Linked DNA regions of Homo sapiens: region 1 is linked to region 2. A link is an interaction called in ENCODE POLR2A ChIA-PET data of the cell type or tissue named here. Cell type or tissue: CD4-positive, alpha-beta T cell. All regions are shown on one strand. Links, peaks and the distances in the headings refer to the core of each region. The heading gives the core; the rest is flanking DNA. Region 1 holds the start of LOC100507006 (a long non-coding RNA gene). Region 2 holds the start of LOC105374777 (a long non-coding RNA gene).

Region 1 (11,420 bases), core at 4,753-7,252, 540 kb after region 2:
TTTCGCTGGGTAATCTTGCCCACTTCTTCCCCTATGCTCATGACTCTCAACCCTCTACCTATCTCTAGCTCAGACCTCTCTCTTGAGCTTCAGATCCATATATCCCTGGATGTCCCATTCTCAAACACATAGTGCACATACAGAGTTCTTTCTCTCTGCCAAATGTACACCTCTTCCTCCCTTTCTTTTTCCTTACTGGTGCCAAGATTCATCTAATCACTCAGGCCAGAAACCTGAGCATGGTGCTATAAGATCACAGAGGAGAATCCAAGGATAGTAGCAATTTGCTGCAGGGTAGGAATGCAGGGAGGCATTCCAAGTGACATAATGTAACTATAGAGATGCCAAAATAAGAAAAAGCATGGTATGTGTGCTGTTAGGATAGAATAGGACAGGCTGAGGTAACAAATAAAACCCCATAATCTCAGTGGCTTTTGCTCATTAAAAAAATATATATATATGTCTTATGCCAATTGGTCAGCTTTCCTGCAACAGAAATTCAGGACCCAGCCTGCTTCCATTTTACAACCCACTGAGTTAGAGTTTTGCACATCCTAGCATATGGACAAAAGAGAATAAGCATGAAGAACTCAGACCCCCTCTTAGTCTTCCTGAACCAGAATGCCATATCCCTCCACTCACTTTTTTGTTGTCAAAAATTTGGTCAGTGTCCCAACCTAGCTGCAAAAAGAAACTGGGAGATGTCTTCTCATCTGCCTAGGAAGGTGAAATGAGGTAGTGAACATGTAGCATTTTCCCTACTATGACATGTTTAGGAAACCGTAAGAAGACTGGCATACCTGGAAACCAATGGGAATTATGGGTTGGATTGGGGGTGTAATATGTGTTGTGGAGAGAGGGTAGGTAGACAGTGCTAGGAGACACAAGAACGTAGGTACCATGGCCAATATAACTAGAAGGACTGGGTGGAGTCAAGAGCCTGAGTGCCATGCTAAGAATAGCATGCCAGTTCAATGGGAGTTTAAAGATGGGAAGTGAGCAAAGACAGGGAGAGGTGGTCAGTGGAGAATCCTAGAGCTCAAACTTCTCAACCTGAGAGCCCCAAGTAAAGGACCAGCTCTTGCTCCAGGACCAGCCTGAGGTTCCAATTGCTTTAAGAATCCATCGAGTGCAGACCAGGATATGAGACTCTGACCTAAAAACAAACTAAAAAGTTCTGTGTTCATTACCTCTGGACATTGTGTGATCCTTCCTCTAATGGCTTGGCTCCCAAAACCTCCCCACTGGCGCTCCCCTCTCAGCTGCATCCCAATTCCCTCCGCTGCACCCCAATTCCCTCCGCTGCACCCCAATTCCCTCCGCTGCACCCCAATTCCCTCCGCTGCATCCCATCTCCCTCCGCAGGCTCACCTCCCTTTTCTCTCCGGGTTCAGCCTTTCTTCTTGATTTTGATGGGTGCGGGTTCTTGGCCCCTTCTCATGGGGCTCTGCCTCCAGTAGTACGTGCTCCAGCTGACTTGCATTCTGTTTTACGCTCAGCCATCTTCAACCAGGCCTATCCAATCAAAATAATAACATTAATAACTAGTATGTACTAAATGGTTACTATATGCCAAGCGCTATTCAAACATGTTTTATAAGGTCATGTGCTGTATAACAATATTTCAGTCAATATACTATTGTGGTCCCATAAGAGTATAATACTGTATTTTTACTGTGTACTTTTTCTATGTTTAGATGTGTTTAGATACATAAATACTTACCAGTGTGCTACAATTGCCTGCAGTATTCAGTACCATAACATGCTGCACGAGTTTGTAGCCTAGCAGGAATAGGCTATACCATATATCCAAGGTGTGTAGAAGGCTACACCATCTGAGTCTGTGTAAGTACACACTATGATGTTCACACAAACTCATGATCGCCCAGTGACACATTTCTCTGATCTTAAGCAATGCATGACTGTATATAATTATTTATTCTCAGGAAAAAAACCATGAGGTAGGTGGTATTGTTATTGCTTTATGCAGATAAAGAAACAGATGCAAAAAAGGCTAACTTGCCACATTCATGGCGCTTATAAGTGGTCAAGCTAGAATCTGAATCCAGGATGTCTGGCTTTTAACTAGACGTAAGTTAAAAGTGCTATCGGTACTACTAAGTAAAGGATGAAGGAGAGGAAAGATAGAGACAACATGCCTTCATGATCTTGAAAGTAAAAAAAGAATGCAAGTAGCAGTTGTAATCACTAAGAAGGGAGAAGAAACAGTCTCCATTGTAGATAATTGCAAAGAAGGAGGCGCCACCAGAGGATAAAAAGCCTCCAATCATTCACACAAGGGACATTTGTTTCTTAAAAGGGAGACAAACTCCTGGAAGAGAATAGATACGCCTGATTTTTTCTCAGTGGAATTTCACTTGCCCTGGCAGGTGGGTGGCAGGGAGATCTGAGGCCCCTCGAATTACAGCTCCTGGGCCCTGCCTCAGAAAAGTCCATTCGTCTCGGTAGAACCCCTCCCACAGACTCACAATGTGGCCGTCTCGAGCTGGCCCGAGGCTGGACGTGCAGTCAGCCGAGCACACAAAATGAGAACTGTTTCCCTGCGTGCAGCTGGCGCGCGCTTTCCGCTAGTCGCAGCTGCTTGGAGCCCTGCGCGCTGGCGGGGCCACGCCCCCGATGAATATTCATGCCCAGCTTGGGCTCGGGAGCCCAGGATTTCAAAGCCCCTGAAGGGATTTGAGGGGCGAAGGAGCTTCCTGATAGGGAGTTAGAAGGAAGGAAGGAGCCGGGCTTTGTACGGGCTTGCTTTTGAAGACTACAAAGAGGAAGGGTCACATGGAAAGTCAAATCCCGGGTTGCTAATCTAGGCTAGGTCAAGTTTGCAATGAGAGCTAGCTCCCTCCCTCCTTGTAATTTATCGAGTCTTTCAATGTCCTTTCACACAGACAACGTGCAATTACTGGTGTTTCGCAGACAGGCTCTCTTTCTAGCACTGGGGAGCATGAAAACAACCGAGAGTAGGCTTTTAGCTGGATTTTAAGTGCTTACTTCATAACTCTTACCCAGTTAAACGTCTGCGATGACAACGCTCCTTCTTCTCACATAGGTTTCTGTGCATGGATTTTAATTTGCACACATTCTTTACCTAATCTATGATTTTTAGATACGTCAGTCTGTCATGGGCTAGAAACTTAAAAAAAAAAAAACAAAACTTTTAAAATGGATATACTCTTAGGTCTAGTTGAGACACTAAGTATTAACCCTATTTATTAGCACTCAAGTTTGGCTATTATTTTTATTAATGGAGAGATTTCCCAGCACAGATCATCTGAAAGAGTAGATAGTTCCCAAATGCATTTCACTGACTTATATATAATACTAGGTGGGCTTTTGAGTAAGTGGATTCACTGTCTTTTGTTGTTGTTGGGGCCATAAAAGTGTTTACTTTAGAATCCACTTAACAGAAATTACTGGAGCTTTATTGAGTGCCTCTATTCCATTAATCCCTCCATTAAGAGAGAGGCTTAATGCTTTTTACCTACAAATTGGAAATGGAAGAAATAACATTGGGAGGAAACCAAAGAATAAACAGGAATATATTGTGAAAGCATTTAGCTTACCTTAAATGAAGGCAAACCCCTCCCCCACCCCACTTCCATAATGGAGAACTGAACAAACATGCAGATATGAGGGTAGAACCACTGCGAGCAGCCCACGGGATCTTATGGGAAATAGGACGAGGATCAGACAAAGGACATAAACAAATATCCCCATAAACTTGGATTCTAGCAATTATAGACAGACACATTTGCCATCAATCCCCAGCAAAGTTCTAGATTGAATAGTTAAGCAAGCAGCTAGTGAGCACTTTAGAAAGGTGACTCCTAAGAACCAGTAAGAGTTCACCAGAACTAGTCAAGCCAAACTGTATTTCCTTTTTATTTATTTTTAAAAAACAAAATGCTTGACTTCATCACAATCCCAAAAACAACGAACATATTGACAAAAGGATGACCTATGTCCCCCAACCTTTTCTTTTTTTTCTATAATGGACTCAGTATTCAGAATTGCTAAATTGAGTATCTGGTTGCTATATTAGTCCATTCTTGCATTGCTGTAAAGAAATACCTGAGACTGGGTAATTTATAAGAAAGGAGGTTTAATTGGCTCATGGTTCCGCAAGCTGTCCATAGTGGCATCTGCTCCTGAGGAGGCCTTGGAAAGTTTACAATCCTAGTGGAAGGCAAAGGGGGAGCAACATCTTACATAACCAGAGCAAGAGGAAGGCGAGAGGGAGGTGCTACACACTTTTAAACACCCAGACCTCATGAGAACTCTATCAGGAGAATAGCACGAAGGAGATGGTGCTAAACCATTCATGAGAAATCCACCTCCATGATCCAACCACCTCCCACGAGGCTCCACGTCCAACATTAGGGATTACAATTCAACATGAGATCTGGGTGGAGACACAGATCCTACACCATATCAGTAGCCAAAAGAGAATAGACTTTAGAGCCAGAAGGAACTGGGTTTGATTCCAGGCTCTGCAACTTACTATTTATGTGAGTAGATTGGACATCTCTGAATCTCAGTTGTCACAACTGCAAAATGAGAATAGAATATTTACTTCATAGATATTAAAGAAAATACATAGGTACTCATAGGTACTCAAGAAAGGGCAATCATTATTAAGATGCAGTTCAAAAGGTACAAATACAAACATAAACTGAGGAAAGAGAAGAGCTGAATCAAATAGTTCATATAGAAAGAATTTTTTAATTTATCAAAAGCTCAATATGAAATAACAAAGTAACATGTTTCAGGTGCAGACTGAAGCTTATTAATATTAGTACATGGAAGCCAATAGTAAAGAGTCCCAATTAATTTTACTTGGTCAGATCCTATCTGAAATTCTCTGCCCCCTTTTGGGTAGCACACCTGAAAGGGAGCAAGGAAAAATTAAATAACATCCAGGATGATGTAAGACCCAGGAACCACAATATCTGAGAAATAATTGAAAGAAATGGTGGTTTTTATCTAGAAGAGGTTACAAAATGGCTGTCTTCTGATAATTGAAGAGCTGTGATGTAGAATAGGTATAAAATGGGTTTGTATGGCTCTAAACGGTAGAATTAGGAGACATGATTAGACGTTGCTGTGAGATAGATTTTAGACTTGAACATGTAGAAGAGCTGTTCAACGTAGCAATGAGCATTCCTGAAAAATAGTAAGCTCACAATTACTGAAAGAATTCCTACAATGAGTAGAATTCAGCTGTCAAGAAAAGTGTAGAAGAGATTATGGCATTGGAAAAGAGTGGCCTAGTCTTAGAGTTAGTCATACACCATATACATGCCACCACCCCCAGCAATGGGAGTCTATGACTAATCAATGACAGCTGTCTTCCCTGCTGAGCTAAACTCAGCCTAGCAATCCTTTTCAATACAATGCTCCAAGCCATCCCCACCAATTTATCAGAGTTGACAACCTATCCAACCCAGATGATCCCTTAGTGTCTCTAAGATCCTATAACTTAAAATTTTGCCCCCTATAGCAGGTCTACAAAATACATCTGTAAATTAACTAGAAGGAAAGTCATCGTTAAGCACAAAATATTTCCAGGTATCTGTGTATGTTTGTGTGTTTATGTCTGTATATGTACATATATGTGTGACAGTATATACATGGCTACTCCAAAACAGGAATCTTATGGCGGAAATAACATATTGGCCACAGGAGCCCTTAAATAGTGAATCTCATTTGTGACATGCCAATAATTAATGACGTTGCTTTCTCCTCCACAAAAATTCAAACCTTTTGCTACCCTATTCCACCCCTTATAAAATTTCAAACTTATTTTGTAAGTTTTAACTTTTGGGGCATCACAGGCAGGTTGGTAGAAAAGGAGAGAATGTGAGGAATTGGCAGAGATAGTGCCAGAGTACTTATAAACTCTCAAGAAAAGGGAGGATTTTTATTAGTAAGCAGAGTGGCCAAAGAGAAGCCAATAAGAGACTAAATTACAATGTTCAAAGGTATTAGCAAACTTAGATTTCAAACTAATGGGTGGGCAGCAGGAGGTACTCCTGGAAGGAGTCCTGGTTGAAGACAGGTGGATGGCAGCTCATATTTTGGCTCCCTAGCTAACAATTAAGAAGAACAAAAATTCCAATTTAACTCCCAAAGAGAGGGAAGAAGGTGCAAAGACAATTCAGTGAAGAAAAGATAGTCTTTTTGATAAATAGTGCAGGAATAATTGGATATCAGTATGCAAAAACAAAATTGAATCCTTACTTCTCACCATTTAGAAAATTAACATGAATCACAGACCTAGATACAAAACTTATTAACTATAAAACTTGACATTTTCTTTAAAAAATTAAGGTATTTAATTTCAAAAGTGAGTCCATTTAAAGACAAATATAAGTAAATAACAGTATGTACAAGTGGTATACAGATATGCAAAAATGATGAAGTTGGCACTCCCCAACTGCCCTTTAACACACTGCCTCCGAGGGCTGAGAGGTATCATAGCCCCAGCCAGGCAGGATGGTGTTTAATAAAGAATTCAGTTTCAGGAGGAATGTCTGTCAAACCAGGAAACTCTGCCAGAACCTCATCATATGGGCATGGGAGACTGTTGGATGAGGATGTGGAGAAGCTGCCATTTGCAGCCCAGCGTTTCCCTAGACTCCCAGGATCTCAAGTTTAGGAGACAGGAACATGAATTCTAGTTGTCACTAGCCATCACTTGTGCAGCTACTTTTCGGCAGCCCGGCCTGAACATAGTGGGCTCAACTGGCCAGACAAAAACCTGAAAAGTAAATGTATCAGCACCTGCAACTAATTGAGCTGAGTAAGGCAGGAGGAAAGTATGTGCTTCTCATCTCATGTCTTAAATTCTTGGACCTTAAATTATTATGTCAGTTACAACAGCTTCCTTTATTCAGATCAAACTCCACTCTCCAATATGTCAAGAATTCTTTCTTTTTTTTTTTTTTTTTTTTGAGACCGAGTCTCACTCTGTCACCCAGGCTGGGAGTGCAGTGGTGTGATCTCAACTCACTACTACCTCTGCCTCCCTGGTTCAAGCAGTTCTCCTGCCTCAGCCTCCCGAGTAGCTGGGATTACAGGTGCTCGCCACCATGCCCAACTAATTTTTGTATTTTTTGTAGAGACAGGGTTTCACCATGTTGGCCAGGCTGGTCTCGGACTCCCAACCTCAAGTGATCCACCTGCCTTGGCCTCCAAAGTGCTAGGATTACAGGTGTGAGTCACCGCACCCGGCCCAATGTCAAGAATTCTAAAAGAAGGTATGTAACAAATTTTTTAAGAGATCTCCTGACAATTGATTTTCTAAGAAAGTTACAAAATATTCCTTCCTTCTTTACCCATAAAAGTCTTAGACATATAAAGGCAACATAAAGCTTAAAAGCATTATCTATGGTGTCAGGTTGTCTGGGCTCAAGTTCTAGCTCTGCCTCCTAATAGCTGTGTAAGCTTGGCCTGGGTTCCTAAGCTCTCTGAACCTTAGTTTCCTCTTCTGTAAAGTGAGGATTCCACCGCGCAACACACACACACAAAGGAAGTGTTTATTTCAAGGTGCATTTAGCACATAGCGAACCAGAGTTACAGAGCAGGAGGGGAGTTGAAAATCTTCTAGAATTTCTCTCTCCTCTGTTGTACTAGTAGAGCAAGGCCCAGAGACATTGGTAACTTACCCAACATCTCATAGCTAAATTAGGGGCAGGCCTGTTTTTCAGAAATTGAAGTACTATCATTTTTCATTTCAGTTTCCTTTCCTCTCTTGGTGTTTGGTACAATTTCCTCGGTACCTCCTCTTCTTGTGCCAGACTGACAACAACTTGCACCATATTTTACTCTAGGATTTTCCACGGCTTTTCTGTGACCCCACATCCTTTAGCACTCCTACATTGTGAAAGCTGAACACCATCTGTCATTGATCAGCACACAATGGTCCCTCAAGAGCTTGGTAAATGTCTTTTCTGTAAAGCATCCTTCTCCTTTATGCATAATGCAATGTTATAATTTAACTTTCAAGATCCACTCAGGGTAGAAGGGATGATAAGACAGGTCCATACATAAACATTCTCCCCACTGGACAGTATGACTATAAGTATACCACAATGTGCTCTTCTTGAGCTAACAACACATTACCTAATGATCTTCCACTTCCAGGCTTTTAAGAGCTCTTCTCCCAGAAAGAAAAGATAATGCATTGGTTTCTACATCGTTTCTTTAAATTATGGGCAGAAGCTACTATTCTAAAAAGATTAGCTAGTTAACACAAGCTAATTCAGGTGGGAAATCTCCATTGCTTTCCTGATGATTTTCCCGAAGTCTATAAGGTAGAGTCATAAACTACAGCAGGTTTTACTAATAACAGCTAACCAGAAGGACAAGCTATTTGGAAATTAGGTCACATCTTAGGGCTTTCTGCCAAACTCACACACAGGAATAGTAACATCTTTGCCAGAATATCTCTGAACACAAAGAACAATGATAGATAATGTTGTTCTGCTGGGAATGCTGAACGGCTGGATTCCTTGTGTGTAGGGTGTCTTGGAGTAAGTTTCCTGACCAAAAGAAAAAGGTTGAGGGGAATGCTTTCAGTATCTGCATTTCCAAAATAGACTTTTCTATACCACTTTTACTATATTTTACATTTCCTGCACCTAAAATGCCTGGTATGGAGTAGGGGATTCAAATGTACAGAACAGAGGAATGAATGATTGATTTTCTTTCCCTTCTTCTATTATCCCATTCACGTACTGCCTCAGAGATACACATAAAAATGAACAAGCTTTATCAGTGAAGAGCTCAGACTCTCCTTTTTGGTTCTATTGCTGGTGTTTGTGGGACATTTGTTCAGGGCTCTGTGTCATCAAGTGGCCTTTGAGTGCCTAGCACTCTGCCCTTGTCTCACACCTGTCCTTTCTACCTTGAAGAGGAATTCTGTCAGGGAAAAGAGTTTAAAGTCCTGCCACAGGTAGCACCTGGGAGCCTGTTGAAAATGTAAAATCTGAGACCCCACCCCAGAATCAGAATCCACATTTTAAGGGGCTCCCCAGGAGAGTTTGAAAAGCGCTAGGTTAAGCCTGCTTAAAAGTGGATCCTCCAAACACTGCTGCCTGCTAGTCTCTGAAGATGTACAGCCTAAGATTGTATCCCAGGTTGACAATGGTTTTTAGAAAGGGAAGAAAGACAAGAAGCCCACCAGACTTTGGAAGTTTGCAAATTAACAGTAGTCCTTAGATTCATGGCAAAGGACAGAGCATCTGCTTCAGGGGACAGAGGTACACTGTTGGCACAGGCAGGCAATCGAAATTCGCTTCTGTACATCTTCGCAAGACTTTGAAACTATCCAGGGCCCCTTCTTGTTTTTCTTCTGTGTGTTTCATAAAAACTGTTGCCAAAGCATTTCAAAACCTGAAATTACAACTGATTGCCTAGTTGCTTATTAAAAGAATAAAGCTCCGTGGAGTGTGCAAATTCCCATTTCAGAAGAAATCAATAGAAATTGCTAATCTGTCAGTGATAAATGATTGTATGTATTGATTTTGGGGCTCTTAGCATCAGCGAGGAAAAGGCTGATCATTCCGGAATGTGTGTGCACTTACAGCATAGCCCCAGGGAGCAGAGAGCTTGCCTGTTAGCCCAGAATATGTTATAAACAAATTATAGGCAAAAAAATTCCTTTACTGTGGTAGAATTCTCGGTTTCAGCTCTCTTTAGCATTTACAAGGCAAACAATACCAGGGATGGAACAAACATTTAACAGCCATCTGCTTTGTATGCAGAATTAGATAGACAGAGTCACATGCAGTGTGACACTTTAATCTTTCTTTTAAAATACTGCCAGCAGCATTGTTCAATGAAACCCTGTCCTTCAATGCAAACTCTAAAAAACATGCCATAACTATTCTACTGGTTATGTCATAAGAGACTGCCACATAACTGATAAAGGATGAGAGAAACCACTGGAAGCATCTATATGTCCCTTTGTAGATGGAATTTGTTCATGGGGCTTCCACTGTCTGCATGCTTCCCTCACACATCTCCACTGGTTAAAATCTTGTTTATTCTTCCTAGCTGTCTATGGAACCTTCCCAGAGCCTACAAACTAGACTTCTCTTTGCTTCCTCTGTGTTCTCTGTGTTCTTATAGCAAGTTATGTGATCTTCTAGTACACCACAGGACTCTTTCTACCTTACAGTCTAGCTGCTTGGCATGCTTCATCACTATTGCTACACTGTTTGCTTCTTTAGAGCTGCACCCTTATTAATCTGTGTGGCTTTCCATCTAGCACAATGCTTGGGATATTGTGTGCCGTCCATTAGTAGTGATTGATTTGAACAACTGAGGATTTATTGTGTTCTCATTATCCAGTATTTCATATCCCAGTTCAACCAAAGAGCAATCAATATGGAAAAGCAAATATTAGGGGAAAGGCAATGGGACTCCACTAAGGTCTTAATTCTCTTTGTTAGCCAGTCAACAAACAAAATTAGCACCTATCATGTACTTGGAAAGAGGAAATTACAAAATGAGGAAGAGGAAGTTCCAATCAGATTATGAAGTAAAAATTGGGGGGTGGGAGCAAGTACAAAGCAAAAACACGAAGCAGGCAGAGTTTCATCCATCATCTTTCTACACCATCTGTCCTCCTCCCTCTGATTTCCTGCTGTCTGCAGTTTCTTTGTTCCTTTCCCATGTCCCTGTATGTGCATCTAGTATAGCTCTTATCATGCTAACTGGTAATTAAGTCAGGAGATTAAGTTTGAGCCTAGGCCATACTTGGGGTTCAAGTATGTCTGTTTCCCAGCAGTTACTCAAAGACCAAAACTGTTCTTACAAAAAGGAGCTGATGCAGAATTTGAAAAGGGCTATGATCATCAAGGATTTTGGAAGAAGAGGGGCCCAGATACCTTTGCATTGGGACGCAGAAAACAAAATGTTGCAATGAGCAAGGGGAGAGTCATTCTCCCCATTTCTGCGTAGAAGATAACTGGGTCACAGTGAAATGTGGATTGAAGGACTAACCCTATTTTGACATTTGTTCATTCAACGTTCACATATGTATTGAGCAGCTAGTAAGTGTCGGGCACTCTTCTAGGTCTGATGAAGACATGAAGAAAATGGACAAAACTTCTGCCCTCATGGGGTGTGTTGCTGCTGTGTGATGACCAGGGACCACTATCTGTAGCAGAGTATTTATGTTCTTTTAACCCCTCACTCCAAAAGAGGGGGCAGCTTGCTGAGCTTCAGTAGAAAATGTCTGTTACTCTGCTGTCCCTATTTTCTTCCTGTCTTTTGGCTCCACATTTGCTCACTGGGTTAAACTAGCCTCTTCCTTTTTACAGCAGATCAGTTTAGAAAACAGTAAGCATTCTCTACGATAAGCTATTCGAGAGACACTGGCTGCCAGTCAGGCT
Region 2 (11,420 bases), core at 3,111-5,610:
CCTTTTAAGTGAGTTAAATGAGAGTTTTTTTAACAAACCTTTGATTATTCCGCATGAATACCCACAATTCAGAGACATAGTTCTATTTGAACACCATTCATTAATTTTTTATATAAATCATAGACATTTAGAGTTAAAGGTATCTTAGAAATAAACTAGTCTGTATCAATCAGCATCTTGCAAGTGACAGAAAACGAATTTGATCCAGCTTAGGCAAAAGGGGTGAATCGATTGGAAGGACATCTGAGTGTCCCACTTAACTGCAGGCAAGGCAAGGGTACACGTGGGTCTCAGAAACACTTGATACAAATGCCATCAGAGGGACCTATCTCTTGTCTCTGCTTTTCACTGCATGTTTGCTTCTTAGACTTCACAGGGTGAAAATAGGGCTGCCAAATGGTCCTGAGCCCCACTCTACCTACTTTTACAGACTCACCACCACAGAGGTGCTGATTTTTCTCAGTACCAGTTCAAAACAAAACAAAAAAAATCCCAGGGAAGTCCTCTGATTGGCCCAGCTTGTGTCAGATGCCCACTCATGGACCAATCAACTGTGGCCAGGGGGATGGAGTCATGTAAGAAAATGGTAATCCCAATAGTTGGGGGCTGGAGAGAAACAGTTTCTGGAAGAAGGGAAGGATGATGGGAAGATCCACCCCAACCCCAGAGTTCATCCTAATTCATTTTACAAACGTGGAAATTTAAGCTCAAAGAAGTTAAGTGACTTACTCAAGGGTACAACCTGTACTTAACTCTTCTGGCACTTAGTCCAATGCTTGGTTTACTCACCCACACTGCTGTTCATTCTGTGGAATTTGCATTTCAGGGTCTTCAGCACAGAAAAGGCAGGGGCTAGGGTGGAGTGGTGGGGAGGAATTAGGGTCTTACGCTACACTTAAACTTCTACCCAGGATTTTGTTGGAGTTCCAACCTCATCAGTCTGTTATCTGGTTTTGCTTTATTTTCTTACTGGGGGAATGGACACCCCAAGCGGGACTCTCCCTGTTGCCCTCCTACCCTGTCAGTTCCAGGGGGCTCAGCCTGTTCATGCTGAATAATTATCATAAGAACACCTTACACTGAGAGAGGACTTACAATGTGCCCAAGACGGTCCGTTGTGAGCCTTCCCTCATTTAGCCCTTACAGCAGCCCTATGAGGGAGGTATTAGTGGCATTATTATCTCCATTTTGCAGATAAGAAAACTAAGGCACAGAGAGGTTAATGAACTTGTCTAAGGTCACAGAGTGGGGAAGGGATGGAGGCAGGGTGTGAATGCAGGCAGGCTGGCTCCAGAGTCCTTGTTAAGTACTGCAGTTCTACTGTTCTTTTCTAGTCAAACACCTCCAGCCTGTGGCTGCCTGCACTCAATCCGGTAGGGTCTGGGACTCCTCCAATGTCTGCTGACCTAAGTGTTGGCTCATCTCTGGGGCTGTTGCCAACCTGTCTCTGATCAAGGCTCTTCCCACTACAACTGTACTGCTCCCCACCCTCATCTTTTGCCACTGCTGCCCAAGCTGCAGCGTCTTGCTCGGGGCCTGCCTCATCACTGCTGACAGCTGCTGTTGCCGCGACTGCTCCTGGTAATGGATCTGCTCTCTTGCTGCTGGAAGGAGCCAACTCTCCTGCTCTGTGCAGATAAAGGCTTTGCTCCCCAAACTTGATAGCACAGCTTAGGACAGTTTAGGGTCCTCTCAGAAATCCTTGCTCTTTCAGGTTTACAGATTCTCCTTAAAAGGACCTGAATCAAGTTCCAAAGGAACAAAGGTGATTGTCATAGTGCTCTCTTTGCAGAATTGTAGACCTCTGTAAACACAGACCTGGGTCCCTAAGTGATAAATAAGAGAGAGCTACTGCAACTGTCCCTCACTAGATGATGAGTTTTCAGGTCCTCGTGGTTGGGAATGGCCTTTATCTCCTCCTTGTTCAGAGGGGTTCATATTACAGGCTTTGGAGCTAGACAGCGGTTTGAGTCCTGGTCTACTACTCATTAGCCTTGTGACCAAAGGCAAATAAACCCTTAATCACTCCTCTCTGCTTTGGTTTTCTCATGTGTAAAATAAGAGTATTAATATATATCTCAAAGTCCTCTTGTTGCTAAATGAGATACTGAGATTAAAGCACATAGATTAAATGAGATACTGTGTTAAAGCACATAGCAGAGTACCTAGCATAAAATAAATTTCAATACTGATACAATATGATTATTATTTTAGAGTCTTAACCCTGCTGGCTAGAACCTGACTTTTGGATGCTCAAATCTTTACAATGTTTTGAAGGGTGTGAGGCTGGCATGTGGGGCTAGGATTGCTCATGACCTATAGCTTGTTCTTGATTCCCCTTCAATCTAGGTCCTGGCTGGCAGAAAGCAGGTTTGGTAACTTAGGCAGGCAGAAGAGGTGGCAGGATGGAGGAAGGGCTCCTGATACAGAGCTGGTACCCACAAAGACAAACCTGTCAGTTACCCTGCACTTCTCTCTCCTCAGCTGGACAACTCTTCCTCATCTCTGCATGTTGTCATTGCTGCCACTGGTTGTAGGTTTTTCTGTCATGGCTGCACCACATTCATTTCTATCTGGTATCACTTGCGGAGAAACGTGATCTGTGCTATGTCCAGGCCCCGCCCAACCTGGGGGTCAGCCCTGGCAAAGAGAACTGCCTCCTAGATATTTATCATAATTGCACAACCCCCACTCCTACCTCGCCCCCTCACCCTGGGACCACTCACACACCTTCTTACCTCCAAATATTTCAGCCACAAACAGCATGCTTTTTGTTAAAATGTTAACCATTCTTTTGCCTGATTTTTTTCTCACGTCCCACATCTAGGAGCTATTTCTGATTTGCTTGGTTGATAAAGGGTTGTACTTTGTACTCTAAACCACACCCAGAGGAAACAGCAAAGTGGCCAGACATTCCGCAGATGAGGACAAATGCAAAAAAATGAGACCAAGGAGATGGCACTTCATGGGTGAATGAAAGATGCCAGTCTCTTTCACATACTATATAATCAAAATTTTACTTTAAGATAAGTGGAGGGTGGCATGCTGGCTCACACCTGTAATACCAGCACTTTTGGGAGGCCAAGTTGGGAGGCTCCCTTAAGGCCAGGTGTTGGAGACCGGCCTGAGCAACATGGTGAGATCCCATTTCTAAATAATAATAATATGATAATAATAATAAACGGATGTTGTAAAATCCCTATTTAGAGACCTAATTTGAAAATACTTCCCCCCCCACCGCCGCTTTTCCTGCATGCCTTTTTTATTGTAAGCAAGCACCCAAGCACCCTAGATATTACAGAGGTTTGTGATTTATTCAGCTAAGACGGTTTGACCCATATGTAAGTATAAAATCCCAGTATCCCCGACTCCCTGAAAGTGGAACTACAACACATTATTTCCCTCAGATAAAATGCAATGAAATTCTCTTGTCCCCTCCCTACCCCAGGAACGCTTGAGCCCTTAAGGGAACAGAACTTATGGCAGTAGGAAGAAAAAATCATGCAGATACAGTTACTTGTGACAAAAAAAAAAAAGAGGAAATGAATTGGAGAAAACAAATTATGAGAGGGATGGAAATAAAACCAGCACTTCGAAAAGGGCAGAAGAACCCAAAGAAAGCGCCAATCAAAAGGGAGAAAGAATTGCAGCACCAAAAAAAAAAAAAAAAAAAAAAAAGGTGCAAACTGGGGCAAATGTATGTGTGTAGGGAGAGAGGGAAGGAGGAAAAGAAGGAGGGAGGGAGAGAGGGAGGGATACCTGGACAGGGTCAAGCTGGAAGAACAAGCAGCGCAAGACAGGAGTCGGGGTGGGGGAATCCCAGAAAAATCTGTTTACAAAAAGACAGGCTTATGGAAATTCCAAAAGTGACTTTAGAGATTCAGATCCAAAATAGAAAAGGACCCAAATACACACATGTCTGTGTGTATTTTAACCAACTGCTGATGTTCTATCTAGACTGGAGGAAATTCTCCCCGGCCTTGAACAGACGCTGTGAGATTTTAGATTTCAAGAGACCTAAATTATCTTCCACGTAGCCTCTTACTGCGCCCCCGCGGCCCGCTTGCCCCAGGCCAAGCCCTCGGGCGCGGCTGGGACACAGCGAGAACGCGCGGTGCGCTGGGGCTGCCCCCTCGCAACTCCCTCGCATTGTCTGCCCGCCTCCCAGTGTCTCCGCTTCCCAGGCGCGCTCGGGTTATTGTTCTCCCTTCGCGGGCAGGGAGGAGGGTAGGACCGGACGGGGGAGGCAGCCGGGGGATGCGGGAGGCGGCGATCGGCTGCCACCCGAGCAGGGGCGCCTCGGTCCTTCGCACCCCGCCGTCCCTCCGCTGAAGACCGTGCGCCCCGGAGTGGGTCTAACGCAACCCTGAGCTCGGGTTCTGCAGAGGACCGGGTCCCCTGCCCCTGCCTGCAGGTCTCCAGCTCCTAGGAGGGAGAGGGGCGCGGGCCAGGGCGGGGAGCGGGAAGCCGGGCGGGCGTCCCGGTGCCGCGCAGTGGCTCCCGCGGGCTGCCTGGGCGCTTTCGGCTCGGGGGAGGGACGCTATGACGCACCCTGTCGGTATTAGAACACTTCACCTTCTATTTATAGACACTCCTCCGACCGCGGACCTAGCTGGCCCTCCCTCTCCTTGCCTTCATCGTGAACGAAAAATCCTACCTAGAATGGGAGATGCTAATACACAATGATCGGAAAGAATTCAATTTTGTGTATCCCTTTGTAATTCCAAGTATGAATTGCAGGTCTAATGATCTCTCTCTGGCCCAAGGAATTCCCCAATTTTCTAAAGCTTTAAAACCTACACTACTTTATTTTACATCCCTTCTAAATATGTCAAATTCGTCTCTTGTGAGTTCATGAAATATTCGCCAAGAATTTGCTCAAGCTGGGTAAGACGTAAGCCCATCGAATTCAGGGAAGGGATGTTTCTAGCTGGCTTTCTGTATCTGCGGAACCCTAGCAATTCTAAACGTAGCATTTATTCGGGAAGAGAGAGCATGTAAAGGAAAAATATTGCACATTTCAAACAAAAGCAAAGTTTGTCTTAGTGTTGTTGTTTTTTTTAATTGTGGCTTTTGGATACTGACTTCGTGCTTTTAGCTGTACACTAACCGTGTAATTATAGGTGATTAAAAATAGTTCTTACCTAGTCACGTTAACATTTGCAGTAATTAAAACGGGGAATTTTTTTAACGGTAATTTATTTCTTATAATTTGGTTGGTCTGCTGCAGTCAGCACTGAAGAGGAAGCCTGATTATCTTTCATCTTGGTTTCTAGTCAGTTTCACTTTCTAAACTCCACATACTCCAGAGTCGACTGCCTTTTAGATTTATTAAGAAAAAGGATTGGATATACATACATAGATATAGGTTTGTTTTTTAAAGCCTAACTAAACCATGGCTTGGTTACCATGCCAATTATTCTATAACCACAAAATTCAAGTAGAGTAGCATACAATGTACTGTTCTTGCTAACAACTAGTCTATGAAGTGGGGGTGTCTGTAAAAACAGCATTATTACATGGTTTTGCTGAGGAGAGTACTGTGCCCTACCACTGTATGAGTACTTAAACAACAACCACAATAGCAATTGTTAACAGTGCATTCATTATAAAACACCCATTTGATGGCAGGACCCTCATGAAAGACAATTTGGCAACTGCACTTACCCTTGGATCCAGTCATTTCATTTCTAGAAGTTTATGCTACAGATGCAGTACTTACATGTGAAGTCATTGGTTGTTGCAATGTGTGTACTAGCAAAAGGTTAGAAACAATATTAATGTCCCACAATCATGGTACATCTATATAATGAACTGTTATGTGGCCTTGAAGAAGATTAAAACAATCCCTTTATGTACTGATAGGGAAGTATCTCCAAGATATTGTTAAGTGAAAAAAGAAAGGTGCAGAAACAATATAAACTACTATGATTTACTTTAGAAAAATAAGTATACATGGTATATATGAACTTGTATATATATTCAAATTATATATATGAAACCTGTAACAATGTTTGCCTTCTGGGAGGTAACTGAGAGGCTAGGATGGGAGAGAAAATTATTTTCCATGATCTATCCTTTTGTATCTTGGAATTGAGTATGTATCATCTATTAAAAATTTTTTAACTAAAAATACCCTTAATTTTTTTTCTAAATTTAGGCACATATGGCAGGCAGATCTCTCTTTAATTTACAGGTGAGTTAATCTTTGGAGGGAAATCTTCAGTTTCTTCTTTTGCTTGTCTGTGGAGGCCTGAGGGTACATAGTAGACACTCAATATTTGTAGAAGTTCTGTTTTGGGATTATTATTTTAGAGAAGTTTACTGGGAAACAAACAAAGCTAATCTTTCATCCTTAGCATGCTTTTTAAAAATTTTTTATGGGTACATAGTAGGTGTATATTTTATGGAGTACATGAAATATTTTGATACAGGCAAACAATACATACTTATCACATCAGGGTAAATAGCGTATACCTCAAACACTTAACTTTCTTTTAGTTTATACTAAAAGAAACATTCCAATTATACTCTTAGTTATTTTTAAACGTGCAGTGAATTATTGTTGACTGTAATCACCCTGTTGTGCTATCAAATACCAGAGCTTATTCATTCTAACTCTAGTTTTGTACCCATTAGCCATCCCCACTTCTGCCATCCCCGACTACCTTTCCCAGCCTCTGGTAACCATCATTCTACTCTCTATCTTCATGAGTTCAATTGTTTTAATTTTTAGCTCCCACAATTGAGTAAGAACATGTGAAGTTTGTCTTTCTTTGTCTGGTTTATTTCACTTAACATGATGTCTTCCAGCCCCATCCATGTTGTTGAAAATGACAGGATCTCATTCTTTTTTATGGCTGAATACTTCTCCATTGTGTATATGTACCACATTTTCTTTATCCATTCATCTGTTAATGGACATTCACTTTGCTTCCAAATTTTGGCTATTGTGAATAGTGCTGCAATAAACATGGGAGTGCAAATATCTCACTGAGATACTGATTTCCTTTATTTTGGGTATATATCTAGTAGTGGGATTGCTGGGTCAGATGGTCGTTCTGTTTTTAGTTTTTTGAGGAACCTCCGTACTGTTCTTCCTCAGCACTCTCAACCTAGCTGGACCTAATCTATGAATCACCATAGAAATCATTTGCTCAAAGCTTGGTAGACCTGTGTTATCAGCATTTTAAAAAGCATTCTGTTGTTCATATTTTTTCCTCTATTCTTGTGGCATGTTAGGAATAGAAGTAACGGCAGAGTTAAAGGTCTACTGAGTATCCATTATAAAATAATTATGTAAAAAATTTATAACATCAATTTTACGTTACACCAGAGTGTAACTTAAAACAAAGATCTGTTTATCAGAATTCACATTTCCTACAATGGCTTTCTGTACTAGAGATCAAGTAGTTAGATTCCAAAATATTCCAGTGAGGTAATGTGTACACAGTCCTTCTGCCTGTTACAAAAGTGAAAAAGCACAGGCATTGAGATAGAAAAGGGGTTGTGCACTACAGGAGTCATGCCAGAAATAAGCCAAATGATTTGTTTTCAATTCCATTGTAGGTGTTTCTTACATAGGTTTATGTATAAGTTAGTGTTGTTACTCTTCAGTACAATAGGAAAGGGTGCAGGATTGATGGTGCCAGGGCGGTTTCCCTTCAGAGGACCCAGCACTAATGCCCTGTGATGAAGATTTTGATGAAGACAAAGAGGAAGAAGAGGAGGAGGGATATATTTGAATAAATGGAAATATTTTGAGTGTATCTGTATATGAGCTAATGTACACAGAGCACTTTACCAGAGCCTGGCAGATAAGAAGAGCTCAAAATAGATTTATTATTGGAATGAGGAGAGATTTACAATAGTCTCTTGGGTCACAAGTTGTGGTTAGGGTCATAGAGTAGGGCTGCTCACTGCCCATATTCCACTTTCTTAAGAACCACAAAATTCCTGTGCAAACTTTCCACCAAAGTAGACCACTTTCGTGATTTGTACTCTCTCTATGCACCAGCTATACTATTTATAGGGACCTTTTTGAAAGCTTTTAAAAACTTTAATTCAGGCTACCTTTGCTCTCTACTTCAGTTTAGCTTTGCTCTAAGCAATAATCATGGCTTTTAGGTGTCAGCGATATATATATTATATATTTAATATAATATATATGAATATGCAATATTCATATATTAGAATAAAACATATTCTGTATATTAGAATAAGAAACGTTTGTAAGGCTGCTGAAAGTATCTCATGTAGCACGTCTACCCAGTTGGGATACGGGAAAGGCAAGATCACAACGTACTTGTCCTTAAGGATCCTGCAGATATGCTATAACCTGAAGAGGACTTTATAACATACTTGGCAGCTACTCCTCCCCTTCCACATCCTAGATTTGGTTAGGGGTGGCTGTCCTGAAGCTGGAAAAACATGCCATGTACCTGCTGTTTGTGCTACAAGGAAGACACTTCCAGAGCAGAAAGCTTTTCCAGTCCTGGCCACACATGGTTAGGTCTGCTGTGTATCCATGTATGTCTGCGTATCTATATTCTAGTGCATTCCTGCATTGGTGCTGGTCTCAGCTCAGACATAACCTTTCAGACAAATATACTCCAGTCAGCTACTTAAGAGCAACAAGATTAAATTCTGTGGGTGGTGAAGAAGTTGGGTGTTTTCCCGGAAGAGCCTCAGTTTCTATAACCTATCTGGCAAAATCTCAGGATACAGAGACTGAGGCTGGGGAAAACCTTATCTTCTGGAATTGGCCTAAGATATATAGGCCTATATTATATCATGCACACAAAAGAGTATATTAAATGAAAGTGTACAGCTTAAGAAATAATCATAAATCGACACTCATGTGTCTACCACCCAGCTTAAGAAATAGAACATTACTAGCCCCTTGGAAGTCACTGTGAGCCCATTTCTGAGCACATTTGCCTCCCTGGCCCCACCTCAGGAGCTATCATCCTGAATTTCATCTTTCTATGTAGTTTTACTGCCTACATATATATTACTGAATAACATGGTGTTTAATTTTGTCTGCTTTTGAACTATATATAGATAGAAGCTTTGGTGACTTGCTTTTTTCACTATCTTTTTAAGCCCCATCCAGTCCTTTCCTTCCTCTTTCCACTGCAAGCCTCCATAGTGCCCCTCTTGGATTCTTGTGTTTCTCTCCTGACCAGGCTCTCTGTTGTCAGATTGTTTCCTCCAGAATTCATCGTACAAACCACCACCAAATACTCACCTTAAAAAGCAATGTTGACTTAAAAATCATTTTCTAGAAGCACATGCAGTATTATGAGAAATGATTACCATATATTGTTACATTTACACATTTTGTACGAATATATTTCAAATCACTTAGGAACCAAAATTCGAACAGTGACTCTCCCTGAACGGTAGGATTATAGATAGTTTAATTATTTTATTGGGATTTTCTATATTTTCCAAGGTTTCAATGGATTATATAAAGCCTTGGCAGCAAGGTACAGCAGCTCTTTCCTGCTTTCATTTTCCAACCTCCCAGGGGCTTCTGGGGAATGACCTGATGGGTAGATGGGAGTGTTGAAGCCAAGATCATGACTCAGATCCCCCTTTCTCAGAGATACATTCGTATCTAGAGCCCCTGGCTTTCTCTCCTACCCTCAGTCCACAGCATCATTATCTTGTCTGCAGCTGGGTAGTCTGGCTCTTCATTTATTCTTCCAAACATGGCTAGCATCACAGATCCCTTGCAGTTGTACAGGGCCTCACACTCAGAAGGGCCCAGGTTTGTTTTAATACTCTGCCGTGCTATCTTGAAAGTCTTAATTTTACTTTTGAACCTATGATTTGTAGGTGATGTCTGCTGGGACAATGGCGCACAAGCAGAGGAGATATTCATCAGCTGTACATCTGCTGTTCCTTGCTGCCCCACAAGCCCAGAATTCTGGTTGTCTTACAATGTTCGGAGGTTCAGTGACATGTGTGTTTCATCTTTGATTGGTAAGTGGGGGTGCTGACAGCCCTGAGAGGTCACATTTTCCATTCAAACCAGAACTTGTTTTGAATGCAGAAAAAAAGGCAATGGCATTCTAAAAAATGTGAATGACCAGGGAAATGGATCATATATCTTTTCTTACTTGTTATATTTCCCTGTATTAGCTAATCACATATGCTGAACATGAAGACGTAGAAGAAATGGGAAATATTGGGCAATGTATAGTTCTTTTTCCTTTCAGCCATTCCTTGCTCATCACTAAGCTGAAGATAGAGTGTTGGTAGAATGCTTACATATCAAGGAATAAAAGCAATTGAGCTGGTTGTGCAGTGTTTCCAATATTCTGGTAAGAACAAAATGCATATGCATGTACAAGCTGAAATGTGAACTGGATAATTTCAGTGATTCCACTATAAAGTAAATGCTCTTATATTTGCACTTAAAACTGGTAGTGCACAATATAAAAATGAACAATAATAGTCAAGCTAATAAATTAAATTTTCCATTTTTAAAACTTAGAATGACGTTAAATAAATGAAAAAAACCCACACCACAAGTTCGGAGACACACTACAGAAGAAAGGGAACATCTTTATATTCTAGTACTTTAACAGCCCTTTTTATTTCCAAGCTCCACAAATTATGTAGCTGTCCTGCTTCAAAATCTGTCATTCATGTTGCATTGTAACTTATGAAAACCCACGCTTCTTCTTTAAAACTATTGTCTCTGTTGTGAGTTCTTAAAGTTCATTTTGAAAACTACAAATCAAGAATCGATTCTTTTCTTTGTTTCTAAATCTCTGCTGTGCTACCTCTGTACCCCAAGAAAATGGACAGGAGTATAGGAAATGCAGGAAAGCCACATTGGTTAATACCTCAAAACACTACCCCCCTATATTAAAAACAAAAACAGAACAAAATCTAGCAGCTATAAATTCCTTGAAGGCAGGGACTTTTTTTCTTCCTCCTGGGTTTACCACAGTGTTTTCCTTTTTTCTTGTAATAAGGACCTAATAGCTATTTGTCCCTTTCCTCAACAAGTGTTTGTTCAATTAATTTTTTTGTTTTGTTTTGTTTTGTTTTGTTTTTTGAGACGGAGTCTTGCTCTATAGCCCAGGCTGGAGTGCAGTGGCACAATCCTGGCTCACTGCAACCTCCACCTCCTGGGTTCAAGCAATTCTCCTGCCTCAGCTTCCTGTAGCTGGGATTACAGGCATCTGCCACCAACCAACCCCTGCTAATTTTTCTTTTTCTTTTCTTTTTTTTCTTAAGAGACGGAGTCTCGCTCTGTTGCCCAGGCTGAAGTGCAGTGGCATGATCTCGGCTCACTGCAAGCTCCGCCTCCTGGGTTCACACCATTCTCCTGCCTCAGCCTCCCGAGTAGCTGGGACTACAGGCGCCTGCCACCACAGTCGGCTAATTTGTATATTTTTAGT

The links. Peaks named below come from ENCODE experiments on the same cell type or tissue, not always from the same donor. Only the 100,000 strongest peaks of a DNase experiment are listed, where the experiment ranks them.
Region 1: POLR2A ChIA-PET joins it to region 2 with 5 read pairs; 2 of 35 experiments call an interaction of 5 or more read pairs at or near these places.

What each region holds. Positions count from the first base shown.
Region 1 is chr2:64,219,592-64,231,011 of GRCh38, reverse strand. It overlaps LOC100507006 (a long non-coding RNA gene), which reads right to left and starts at 2,611. Exons shown (of 5, transcript NR_120420.1): 1 at 2,490-2,611; 2 at 1,372-1,515. RefSeq lists enhancers at 2,339-2,388, 2,037-2,745, 2,879-2,928, 2,746-3,455. In CD4-positive, alpha-beta T cell, for the core only: no CTCF peak of the experiment used is centred there; no DNase peak of the experiment used is centred there.
Region 2 is chr2:64,761,040-64,772,459 of GRCh38, reverse strand. LOC105374777 (a long non-coding RNA gene) reads left to right here and starts at 4,263. Exons shown (of 6, transcript XR_940177.3): 1 at 4,263-4,414; 2 at 4,589-4,887; 3 at 6,161-6,196; 4 at 9,844-9,990; 5 at 10,227-10,331. RefSeq lists a silencer at 4,080-4,579 and an enhancer at 3,978-4,823. In CD4-positive, alpha-beta T cell, for the core only: CTCF peaks have their summits at 4,319 and 4,518; DNase peaks (open chromatin) are centred at 4,169, 4,549 and 5,259; H3K4me3 peaks cover 1,883 bases; H3K27ac peaks cover 1,774 bases.